3 separate regions of the Homo sapiens genome follow, and regions 1 and 2 are each linked to region 3. The links are chromatin contacts, found by Hi-C or POLR2A ChIA-PET in ENCODE. All regions are on one chromosome and are shown on one strand. The core of a region is the stretch at or near the end of the contact, and the rest is flanking DNA. Distances in the headings are between cores, read along the strand shown.

The links. Hi-C counts contacts between places; a loop is a spot of excess contacts on that map. ChIA-PET counts read pairs that join two places held with the same protein, here RNA polymerase II (POLR2A). Pooled maps may share reads with other maps.
Region 1: a loop to region 3 is called in a pooled map, with 13 times the contacts of the local background. The contact joins the promoter of USP51 here to the promoter of MAGED2 in region 3. A Hi-C loop is called at or near these places in 12 of 50 pooled maps. POLR2A ChIA-PET finds 5 or more read pairs at or near these places in 2 of 52 experiments (CD4-positive, alpha-beta T cell and WTC11).
Region 2: a pooled map shows a loop between it and region 3 (11-fold over the local background). The contact joins the promoter of MAGEH1 here to the promoter of MAGED2 in region 3. A Hi-C loop is called at or near these places in 9 of 50 pooled maps.

The regions. Positions count from the first base shown.
Region 1 is chrX:55,487,939-55,491,510 of GRCh38, reverse strand. USP51 (ubiquitin specific peptidase 51) reads left to right here and starts at 1,663. Exons shown (of 3, transcript NM_201286.4): 1 at 1,663-1,735; 2 at 2,146-2,342; 3 at 2,523-3,572. The coding sequence starts at 2,572. It overlaps LOC101928692 (a long non-coding RNA gene), which reads right to left and starts at 2,570. Exons shown (of 2, transcript XR_244468.5): 1 at 2,465-2,570; 2 at 1-1,646. RefSeq lists silencers at 1,471-1,580, 2,901-2,980 and enhancers at 1,971-2,070, 2,291-2,730, 2,248-3,107.
Region 2 is chrX:55,449,797-55,453,422 of GRCh38, reverse strand. It overlaps MAGEH1 (MAGE family member H1), which reads right to left and starts at 1,296. Exons shown (of 1, transcript NM_014061.5): 1 at 1-1,296. The coding sequence starts at 1,048. The coding sequence ends at 389. MIR4536-2 (microRNA 4536-2) reads right to left here and starts at 1,928; the gene lies at 1,841-1,928. MIR4536-1 (microRNA 4536-1) reads left to right here and starts at 1,841; the gene lies at 1,841-1,928. RefSeq lists enhancers at 834-883, 1,034-1,083.
Region 3 is chrX:54,805,544-54,808,994 of GRCh38, reverse strand. MAGED2 (MAGE family member D2) reads right to left here and starts at 1,250. Exons shown (of 13, transcript NM_177433.3): 1 at 1,193-1,250.

The sequences.
Region 1 (3,572 bases), core at 414-2,913, 680 kb before region 3:
TTTTTAGGCCTTTATTAACTAACATTAATCTTCACAGCACATTCCTATGCATTTCCCGATGTGGACCTCAGGCAGGGACTCTGGCTTACTTGCTTTTGTGCCCAGTTTTGTTTGGCTGTATATTCATAGTGCCCAGTGCAGCAGTAGGTGCTCTTTACATATCTGCTGAATAAACCAATCTAGGTAGGGCTGGCATTCTCATGATTCTGATTTTGCACAGGAGAAAGCGAAGGCTCAGAAGACAGAAGTATTTATAAATTGTGCCCTGCCTCCCTGCCTGCATAAAGGGTGCAGGGCTGTCTCAGAGCAGCTGGGATCCAAGCCACAGGTGGCACAGCTAGCAAATGACTGACTCAGCATTTCCTTCTAGGGCTGCTAACCCAGAGTGGAGCAACTCTTTGCTTAGCTGTGGCTGAGAAAATGCCCTTCCCTAGGGGAGAAAAAGCACGTTTTCCTGCACAAGCCAGTCTATAATTCCAAAGCACTTTCCCTCCGGGTGCTAGTATGTGACTGAGATATGGTCGAATCTAAACCAAGTCACAAAATCAGTGATATCCATTGTGCGGAGGTATCCACTAGATGCCACTGCCAAGTTAAGAGAGCTGAATCCTAATCGTGAGGTTTTGAGGGGAGGTGTGTGACTTTCTCAGAGAGATTAAATGTAGCATTAAACATCCGCTGTAATAAACCGTAATTTTCTTGGGATTGGACCGGAAGGGCAACAAGCCCTGGAGATAGCTTTCCTCCGGGTTGTCGCCTTGGATGCCGGATCTGTCAAAGAAAAGGAAAAGTCTCCTGGCGTATGGACTTCAGGACACAAACAGTTGTATCTTGTGCTTCTCCCAGCACAATCTAGCGCTATAATGCACCTATGGCATCTTTGTTGAATACATGCTCCTGTATATGGACTGCCTAGGATGGATGATCGGGTGAACTGAGCCATAACTTTGAGAGAGCTTTGAAAGAGAAAGGCATTCTCTTCTCCTCTACTCTGCATCAGGAGTTGTTCTCTATGCTGATTTTCAGGAGCGGACTGAAAAAAGAGGTGTGACAGATAAAGCTCGCCAAAAAGGTCTTTTACTTGATATATACTATGACTCAGTGTTCACATTGGGCTAGGGTTATTATTTCAATTTCTCTTTAAAAATTGACACAACTAAGGCTCAGAGAAGTTAAGTGTTTTATCCGAGGTCACACAGCAAGCATGTGCCTGGGCTCAGGTCTCTCTGAGCCTGAGCCCTTGCTTATGCTTCCTCCCCTGCACATTCTGGGATAATCTCTCTCTCTTTCTCTCTCTCTCTCTCCCTCCCTCCCTCCGTCAACTCCCAGAGACCAGGCTCTGACAGGATCCTGAGGGATTCCTGCCAGAGGGTTGCCATCTCTGGAAGCCCCCACCCCCACGCCGGGTGAATCTTTTTTTCTGTGGAGTGCGGGCCTGGAGCTAGGTGAGGCCTGAGCCTCCATTTCAGGGGCTTTCTGTAGAATCTGTTGCTGCTGTTGCCTCCAGCAGAGTCTGTTTCAGGAAGAGGTTTGCCTGCCTGCGCGGGACAGCGGTGCCATTCATCACTGCAGGAGGGCAGAATCCGGGGTTGGGGGCCGCACGTCGAGAGGGGAGGGGCCAGGGGGCGGCCCCCTTGTGACCAGCCCTGAGGAGAGGTCAGGAGAGAAGGCTGGCTGAGGAGCGCCTGGACAGCAGCAGTTGCTGACGTTCTATATCACGCGCCTGGGGCCCAAGGTAACCCAGACCTTTAAACAAACTGCCGGGCTGGGGGTGTTGCGGGGGCAGGAGAGGGAAAAGGGAGCGGAGACTTCGGGGGTCGCGCGAGGATAGTGGTGGCCATAGAGGTGGCAAATGCGTGAAGGGAGGGAGTAGTAATCCGAATTCTAGGAGAAATCATAGGAATTGAAGTCGCAGAAGCAAGAAAAGGGGTGTGAGAGCACAAGCGCGAAAAAGCGTGAGAGGGCGCAAGAGCTGGGTGGACCGAAAGTGCGCTGAGGGGCAACGGCTTAGAGTGGAACACACCGGGTCACAGAAGTATAGGTTAGGTAGAAACAGAGGGACACTTTCTTCCTGTGAGTTCATTTTCCAAAAGTGCGTCCTTTCAGCCATTTTGGAGAGAAAATGTTGACCCAAGTGTTTTTTAGGATACAGGGAAAGAACGTCAGAGGAAGCTGCACCAAAGCGAGGCTGCGCAGGGCGCAAAAAAGCAGTCAGAGGGTGGCGCCTTTTTTAAAGAAGTTTCCATCCTTTCTGTCCTAAAGCTCAGGCCGTTCCCCACCCCCACCGCTCGCTAGCCTTCTGTTCCCAGTCCCCTGGCATGATCTGATCGCCTTTGAAGCAGGTAACCGCCTCGGTCTCCCCATCAGCTCCAGGGGCCTCTCAGTTGAGTGGGTGGAGCCGACAGAAGCCGCGGGCTGAGCTCAAGGGCCGATGGGAGGGGTCCTGGGGGCGCTAACTGCGCACCGCGGCCATGACGCTGGGCAGATCATTCACAGAAGTCTCTGTCTCCTTTCATCTACAGTCGCAGCTGTTTTCCAGACGCCTTGCTCCTCAGGTCGGGGAGTGATCTGATGGCCCAGGTTCGAGAAACTTCTTTGCCCTCCGGCTCTGGGGTCCGCTGGATCTCCGGAGGTGGGGGAGGAGCCTCTCCTGAGGAGGCGGTTGAGAAGGCGGGGAAAATGGAGGAGGCGGCGGCGGGGGCTACGAAGGCGTCTTCGAGACGTGAAGCCGAGGAGATGAAGCTGGAGCCATTACAAGAGCGTGAGCCCGCGCCGGAGGAGAACTTGACGTGGAGCAGCAGCGGCGGCGACGAGAAGGTGCTCCCTTCAATCCCCCTTCGCTGTCACAGCAGCTCCTCGCCCGTTTGCCCGCGCCGCAAGCCCCGCCCTCGGCCCCAGCCCCGGGCCCGCTCCCGCAGCCAGCCTGGGCTCTCGGCCCCACCCCCGCCTCCAGCCCGGCCCCCGCCCCCGCCGCCACCCCCGCCCCCACCCGCACCGCGGCCCAGGGCCTGGCGTGGATCCCGGCGCAGATCCCGGCCTGGGTCCAGGCCTCAGACACGGAGAAGCTGCTCTGGTGACCTAGACGGGTCGGGGGATCCTGGCGGCTTAGGGGACTGGTTGCTGGAGGTCGAGTTTGGTCAGGGTCCCACAGGCTGCTCTCATGTGGAGAGCTTTAAAGTAGGTAAGAACTGGCAGAAGAACCTGAGGTTGATCTACCAGCGTTTCGTTTGGAGTGGGACCCCAGAGACTAGGAAACGTAAAGCAAAGTCATGCATCTGTCACGTATGTAGTACCCATATGAACAGACTCCACTCTTGTCTCTCCTGTGTCTTTTTTGGCTGCTTCACTGAGAAACATATTCACAAACATGCAGAAACAAAGCAGCACCATTTAGCTGTAGACCTTTATCATGGGGTCATATATTGCTTCATGTGTAAGGATTATGTATATGACAAAGACATAGAACAGATTGCCAAAGAAACAAAAGAAAAAATTTTGAGATTATTAACTTCCACCTCAACAGATGTTTCTCATCAACAGTTTATGACATCAGGGTTTGAAGACAAGCAATC
Region 2 (3,626 bases), core at 47-2,546, 640 kb before region 3:
TTACTGGGTATTTCAACTTCAAAAGAACAGCTTATTTCTATAAGTGCTGTACAAGATCATAGATTATGATGGAACGACTTCATTTTAGAACGTTAGCAAAACTGTTATACTAAATGTCAATGACAGGAAACAAAGAAAAAAATTTGTTCAATTATATTTTTAAACATATTGTTATTCTCAACAAACGGAATTTTAAAACGAATACAATTTTCCATTATCAAAAGCAAACACTCTATTTCGCAGTTGAACAATGATCACTGATCACAAATATCAAATACAGTGTCCCCCGCCCCCAATCGACATCATTTTCAACTTAGGACCCTGGCATCTACTCCTTGGGGTACCTGTGACTCTCTTTTACACCCCCAAGGGTCTGCCTCAGATCTACTTAAGGGGCGGAATAACCCCTAGCACCTGAATTGAGGATAGCCTCAACCTCTGCATCATCGTCCGAATCCCAGTCATAATTACAAGGCCAGTCTTTAGAGCATCGGTTACGAACCCTTGCCACAAAATGCATGACTTTCAGTTTGCTCGATTCCACGTGTGCTCGGGGCCCCCAGAAGAACTCATACTCCACCGGACTGCTACGGGGCACCGGTTTATAAATCAGGTACCCTCTGCGCACAAACTCTTCTGTGACGATCTTCTTCGGATCTCCAAAGATGCTGTGCTGACGTCCAGGCTGCATTCCTAACTTCCCCAGCACTTTCCAGACCAGAGCTTCCTTGGCGCTGTTGCCCATGATGAAGATGAGCGCTAATATAGACATCAGGAGACTTTTCTTGGTGCCCTGAAAATTGCTCCGGGGCACTGAAGGCTTTTGTGCTTGGGCAGTGCTCGAGGCTTCTTCAGGGGTGGTAGAGGCCTCCTCTGGAGTGCTCGGGTCTTCCTCGGGGCCGCTCAGGTCGTCTTCGGGGGTGCTCGCTACCACAGAGGCGGCCATAGGGGTCTCGGAGGCCTCTGAGGCCTGGATTTTGCGATTGTTGCGGTTCTCTTCTGCGGCTCTCGCATTACGGCGGCGCCGACTCTTTCGTCCCCGAGGCATGTCTCCTGCTAGAGGCTCAAAGCTTACAGCAGTCCTAGGGAAGGATGCTTGTAGCCTCTTCAGGAAGCAACAGCTTTATACCGTAAGAAGCTGCTGCCGCTGAAGCTACCAATGTCAATAGAGTCTTTGTAGCAATAAACAAGCCGTTCTCAGCTACAAAGGGTAGTTCCCACGCCAGCTGACTTGCGCGAGCAGCCGCCGCCAGCACTTGCCGCAGCTGCAAGCCCGCGAGAAAGCTCAGCAAAATTGGCCCCGCCTCTCCTGCCACGCACACTCCTAGCACCAAAGAGGAAGTAGGCTGGTCCTCCACAGGGACTTCCGCTAGCAGATAGGAAAAGGGGCAGGCAGCGACAGGGGTGGGACAAGGGCAGAAATGACAGCTAGAGATTGGAGGGGCCTGGAGTTTGCAGAAGAGAAAAAAATAGCTTAAAGTTTCTGTATTTTCAGCCTACTACAAACATTCCAAGATTGGCTCGACGGTCTAGGGAAGGAGTGCGTCGGCTCCATTCCCACTGACGACGGGCTGTGTGTGTGTTGGGGGTTGGGAGGCCAGGGGTGGCGGGAGGGTGTATTCTTGGAAGGAGTCAGCTGTCTCCAGCCTTCCTTTCCTGTCTTGGCTTACACAGCGCGTTCATTCACTCGCCCTGTTTTCAGAAGGCATTTGTGTGTATACTAATCAATTTGTGGTCCCATGTAGGACCCGGATAATATTGTTATGGCAGATGTGCTGGATGATGTGAGGAGATGGGACTGCAGAAACAAGCAGGGTGAAAGAGGTGCAGAGCCTTTAAAATGTGGTAGATATATGCACGATATATATACTGCCCTGCTTTTATACATACATACATACATACCTATATCGTGCATATATCTACCACATTATGTTTATATACAGTGCATATATCTACCACACATATATGTATGTATGTATGTATGAAAGCAGGGCAGTGACAGGATCAGAGGAATTGCATTTGTGCAGCCTCTCAGAAAAGCAAACTGTTTCCTGGCAGACCACATAGGAAGCAATTGGAATAAGAAGCACTGGGAACTAAAGTATGCCTTAAGGCTGTTGCCATGGGGATGGAGAGGCAGAAAGACATTTTAAAGGTGACCGTTGAAGGGCTTTGCAGACAGAATGGATGAAGTGGGGAATGTGGAGGGGATGATGGAGTTCAGATTGGCTCCAAGGTTTCTAGGCTCCAGTCTTCCTGGACTCCTGATTTATTTTGCTTCTTTCAGAGCATACTCTGAACTTTATCCACTGCTTGCTTTTGCTCACTGTTTGCTCTGCCTGACCTGTCTTCTCAGCCTTCTCCAACTATCTAAATTCCATTTGACTGCTCACAGACCTGTTTCTCCCTGAAGCTTGTCTTGATCTGCCCAAAAGGGTAATGAGTCCATTTTTACTCCATTGAGGAAAGCCCTATAACTAGCACTCTATATCTTTCTTATGTCATTCAAGGTATTAGTTTAAGCAAGTCACTTCTCTCTAAGCCTGTTTTCCCATCTATAAAGTGGGGCTAAAGTACAGCCCTCATAGGGTTGTGAGAATTAAATGAGATAAAAAATGAAAAGCATTTATTACATGGTAAGCACAGATTTTGCCTCTCAAGGTTTTCCAAGCGGTGTGTGAGTGTGGCATTTAATAAATGCGTGCTGAAGGAATTCATGATGGAAAAGATTTTATAGGTGTTCTTAACTGAACTCTTAAGAAACAAATGAATACTTTATGCCTGTCTTGCTGAAATTTTCTTTATAATTAGAGCCCACCGAGACCTCCTGTTGGGTAAGTTAGCAATAAATCAATTTGGTCAAGCAAAGAAAGCACCTCTCCAGGACACAGAGCACTCTTGAGCCAGCCCTCCGTTTGGGATAACCTTTGCACGCGTTCTGGGACATGACCTACTCAAAACAGTAGTCTGGCTCCATCTGCTGTCCCACATTCTGAGAATTCTCGCAGTTTCTGGTCCATTGATAATTGCTCTGAATTGTTTTTCAGTACAGGTATGAACTTATTTTACTGTTTCCAGGAATTTGGGTCTTGCATGGAAGTCTATAGCATGTACAATCCTACCCTCATGAAACAAAAATGGGAGGATTACTTTTGCAGTTTATTTGCTTGTTTTTAGCATGAATTTTTTTTTACTGCGACTTAATCTCAAACGTAGGGCAAAGAAGAGAGATTAATATTATAAACACCAATAGCTAGCTGTATAAAATTTAAATATTAGGCCCTACTTACTGTTTATCTTTTATATATTGGATATGGCAAAACCCTCCTATTACGTCTTCCCTGACCCACTCTGCTCTCTCCTTCCCCACTGTGCTCCTCTATAATGAAGTCAGCAATTATGCCCATGGAGACTTGTATATATTTGCTACCTACTTCTGTGTCTGTACACAATATAGAATCTCTTCCTTTATTTAAAGCACGTCTTCATAATGTATACATTGATCAACACTTTGGTTTTCCAGCTCAACTTTATATTTTTTATGTTTACCCATGTAAATACATGGAACTCTAGTTCATTTATTTTAATTTTGTACATTTCATCATTTTCAATTTATCCTGTTCCTA
Region 3 (3,451 bases), core at 1-2,500:
GCCCCGCCCGCTTTCCCAGCACGAGCCCTTTCTTTGATGTCCACCGTGCACATGCGCATTCAGCAGCTGGCTCTTCTCAGTGCTGGCCCTTCTCAACACGCCCCTTTCTAGCGAAACATAGTGCGCATGCGCAATGGTCGTGGTCTCAGTCTGGCACTCTGCCCCAACACACGCCCCTCTCCAGGTCCGCAGTACCATTCGGTCCCGCCCCCTGCCCAACAAGCCTTCCTCCAAAATTGTCGCAGTGTCTGGTGGACCCGGCCCCTCCCCTACTCACGCCCTACAGAGTCCAGTGTCTCTTGGCCCCGCCCTTCTTCCTAACACGCCCCCCTCCAAACAGGCGCATCTTGGTTCCGCCCCTTCCCTATTACACCCCCTCCTCAAATAAATACTGAGCTAGTGATTCCATCTTGGGCCCGGCCAAACCGGGTCCAGTCCCCTCCCTTCCCAGCCGGATGGATCCGGTACGATCCGGTCCTTAAGGCAGGTTTTCTCCAGATCCCAGAGGGTGGGGCCGACCCCTAGCGGGGCTCTCATCCAAAAGCCGACCCGGCTGCTCACCTCGTCCTCCTACAATTCCCGAGTGCGTCCACTCACTCCAAGCCCCTCCGAAACTCGGAGACTGCCCTCCCCTCTCTAGGCCGGAAGTGGTCCCGCCCCTTTCCGCCTCCCTAGGGGGCCTCCGTCCCAGCCTGTCTGCCCCTCCCCCGCTCCCTGCTCCTCATTCCTTATGCCCCCCTCCGTATTCCCTTAGCCTGGCTCCCTACTCCCTATTCCTACCTCACATTTCCTATTTACTCCAGAATTCCTTCTTCCCATTTCTTACATCCTCCTCCGTGTTACGTTTGCACACCCTGCCCCTCAGTATTCCTTAATCCCTCTCTGCATCCCCGATTCTCTTCTCTGGATCTTCACTCCCCCTCAGTGTTCCCCTCCCTCCTTGTATTCCTCGTCCCCCTCCCAACATTCCTGGTTCCCCGTTTTTCTCCCCTCCTCCCTCCGCTAGTCTCTGCTCCCAGTCTGTACAGCCTACTACTTTCTCAGTCGTCCTCATTGCCTACACCCCACTCCAGGTCACCTCTGCTTCAGCTGCAGTGGTGCAGTAAGAATTGCTCATCTGCCTGGCTATGGGTTCGAGGGGTCTGGAACCACTGTCTGACCTCCATAAAACCCCAATATCAACGCCCCTCACCTTGTCCTCCAGCGAGTTCGGGATGCGTCTGCCTTCTCTAAGTCCCTCTCGAAGTCTCAGCCTCCTGGACTAGAGCTGCAGACAGCCCAACCCAGCCCAGCCCCTTTCCGCAGCCCCCTGCCACCCCCCCTCGCCTTCCTCGGGGGTGGGGCAATGGGGCCCCGCTCAGGGCTGTCTGACGCCAAAGCCCATGTTTATGCCACTGTACCAGGCTCAGTCTGAAGCTCTTCCAACTCAAACCGCCCCCTGAAAGCAAGTCATTCATTGAATTTATTTTTATATCTTCATTTTTTCTTATTACAAAGGTAATATGTTGTTCTTTTGTTGTTGTTGTAAAAATTCAAACAATGCAGTAATATATAACACACCAATGAAAGGCCACTCATCTCCCAGAAATAACCACTATTAACATTTTGCTATCCAGATTTTTTTTCTATTCGTATACTAATTATTCAGGTTCTCTCTCCGACAAATGGTACACTATACATACCTTCTGTTCTGCGACCTGTTTTTTTCCAGTTATATATAAAACATCTTTCCGTTAGTGCACATTTTTCTAAACAGCTGCATGATCTTTTCTTGCATAGATGTCCCATAATTTATTGAACCAGTCCAGTACACATGTACATTTAGATTGCTTGGTGCACTTTTTGTTATTTATGGTATTTTTTGCTAGCTCAAATGCTACAAAAAAGTCTTCCATTTTGATGCAAAATTTGTCAACTTACTCCTAAAAAGTAAATGGATAACATTCCCGCCAGCAATGTCTCTCCTGTACATGTCACATATTACAAATATTTTTCATGTTATTTATGATAATTTTTGCCAAACAAAAATGTTTAATTATTATGTAGTCAAATATATCCATTTTTCCTTCATCACAACTGGATTCTGCTGCTTGCTTAAAGATGCTTTTCACACTCCTATAACAAACCCCGTTTTTTTTTTCAAGCACTTTTGTGGCTTTATTATTTACATTTAGATGTTTGATCATTTCAAAATTTATTTTCTATACGGATTCAGCTTGATTACTCTTCAAAATCATAGTCTCTTACCTCTACATCATGTGCAAACTAATCCATCTTTTCCCTCTCTGCTTTGAAATGGCACCTCTATCACATAATAAATTCACATAACCAATTGGATCTGTTCAAGAGAACAAAATAAGATGTAAAATAATAGGAAATAGACAAATCATCATTAATTACTGAATATATAAATGCAGACCTGGAAAACCCAAGAGCATCAACTAAAAAGTTATTAGAAACCATAATAAAATTCAGCACAACTGTTAGTTGCAGAAATAATATTCAGTGCCTTTCCACATATAAATGTAATTCAAATGGACACAAGTCTTCTGCTTTATGTGGTCACCTTTTACTATGTAAATAACATATAATGAATCCCTGTGTTCCATGGATAATTCAAGATAGACAAACACACAAATTTCTTGCATATTCAAGGCAGGCTTCTGTTTTCCTGTCTTTTCTCTTTCTCTGAATTATTGCTTTCTCCAAGTGTGTGATATCAGTTCACCATGTTCTTGCCTCCTAGATTTTCTCCCTTATCCACACTAGACATAGCCCCTCCTTTTCTTCTACTTCTGGCATCTCAAATTCCCCACCCCTTCCAAATCATGGCAAGTTGGCAAGTTTAGAATGCCAAGATGAGGACTTTGGTGTTGATCCTGAGAGCACCCAGGAGTTACTAAAGAATTCTAGGCAAGGATACAGCATAGGTTTGTGTTTTAGAAAGAACACCTAGCTGCTATATGGAGTGTGGATTAGGTGTTGTCTTGGAAACAGGGAGAGTGCTTATGACTTTTGTAGTCATCTAGGTAAGCAATGATTGTGCTTTGGCCTAGAGTGGTGGCAGATAGTGAGAAGTGATTGAATCGAGGAGATAGTAAAGAAGTAAAAAGTAACTGGACTTGAGTAACTGGATTGTGAAGAGAAGGGCAAGGAGGAGGGGAGTGTCAAAGGGAACTCTTGGCGATCTGATTTGAGAGATTGTGTGAATGGTAACCCCTTTCACTGAGATCAGGAATACTGAAGGAAGAGCGGGTTTGAGGAGCAGGTTAGACAAGAACTGAACATTGCTTTTGAGGCACCTGTGGCATGTCCAGGTGGAAATGTACCACAGGCAGTTGAATATACATATCTGAAGCTCAGAGAAGTGGTCTAGGCTGAGGTTATAGATCTAGGAGTCATCAGTACATAAATAGTTCTTGAATTCCTGAGAAAGGGTAACAGCACCCCG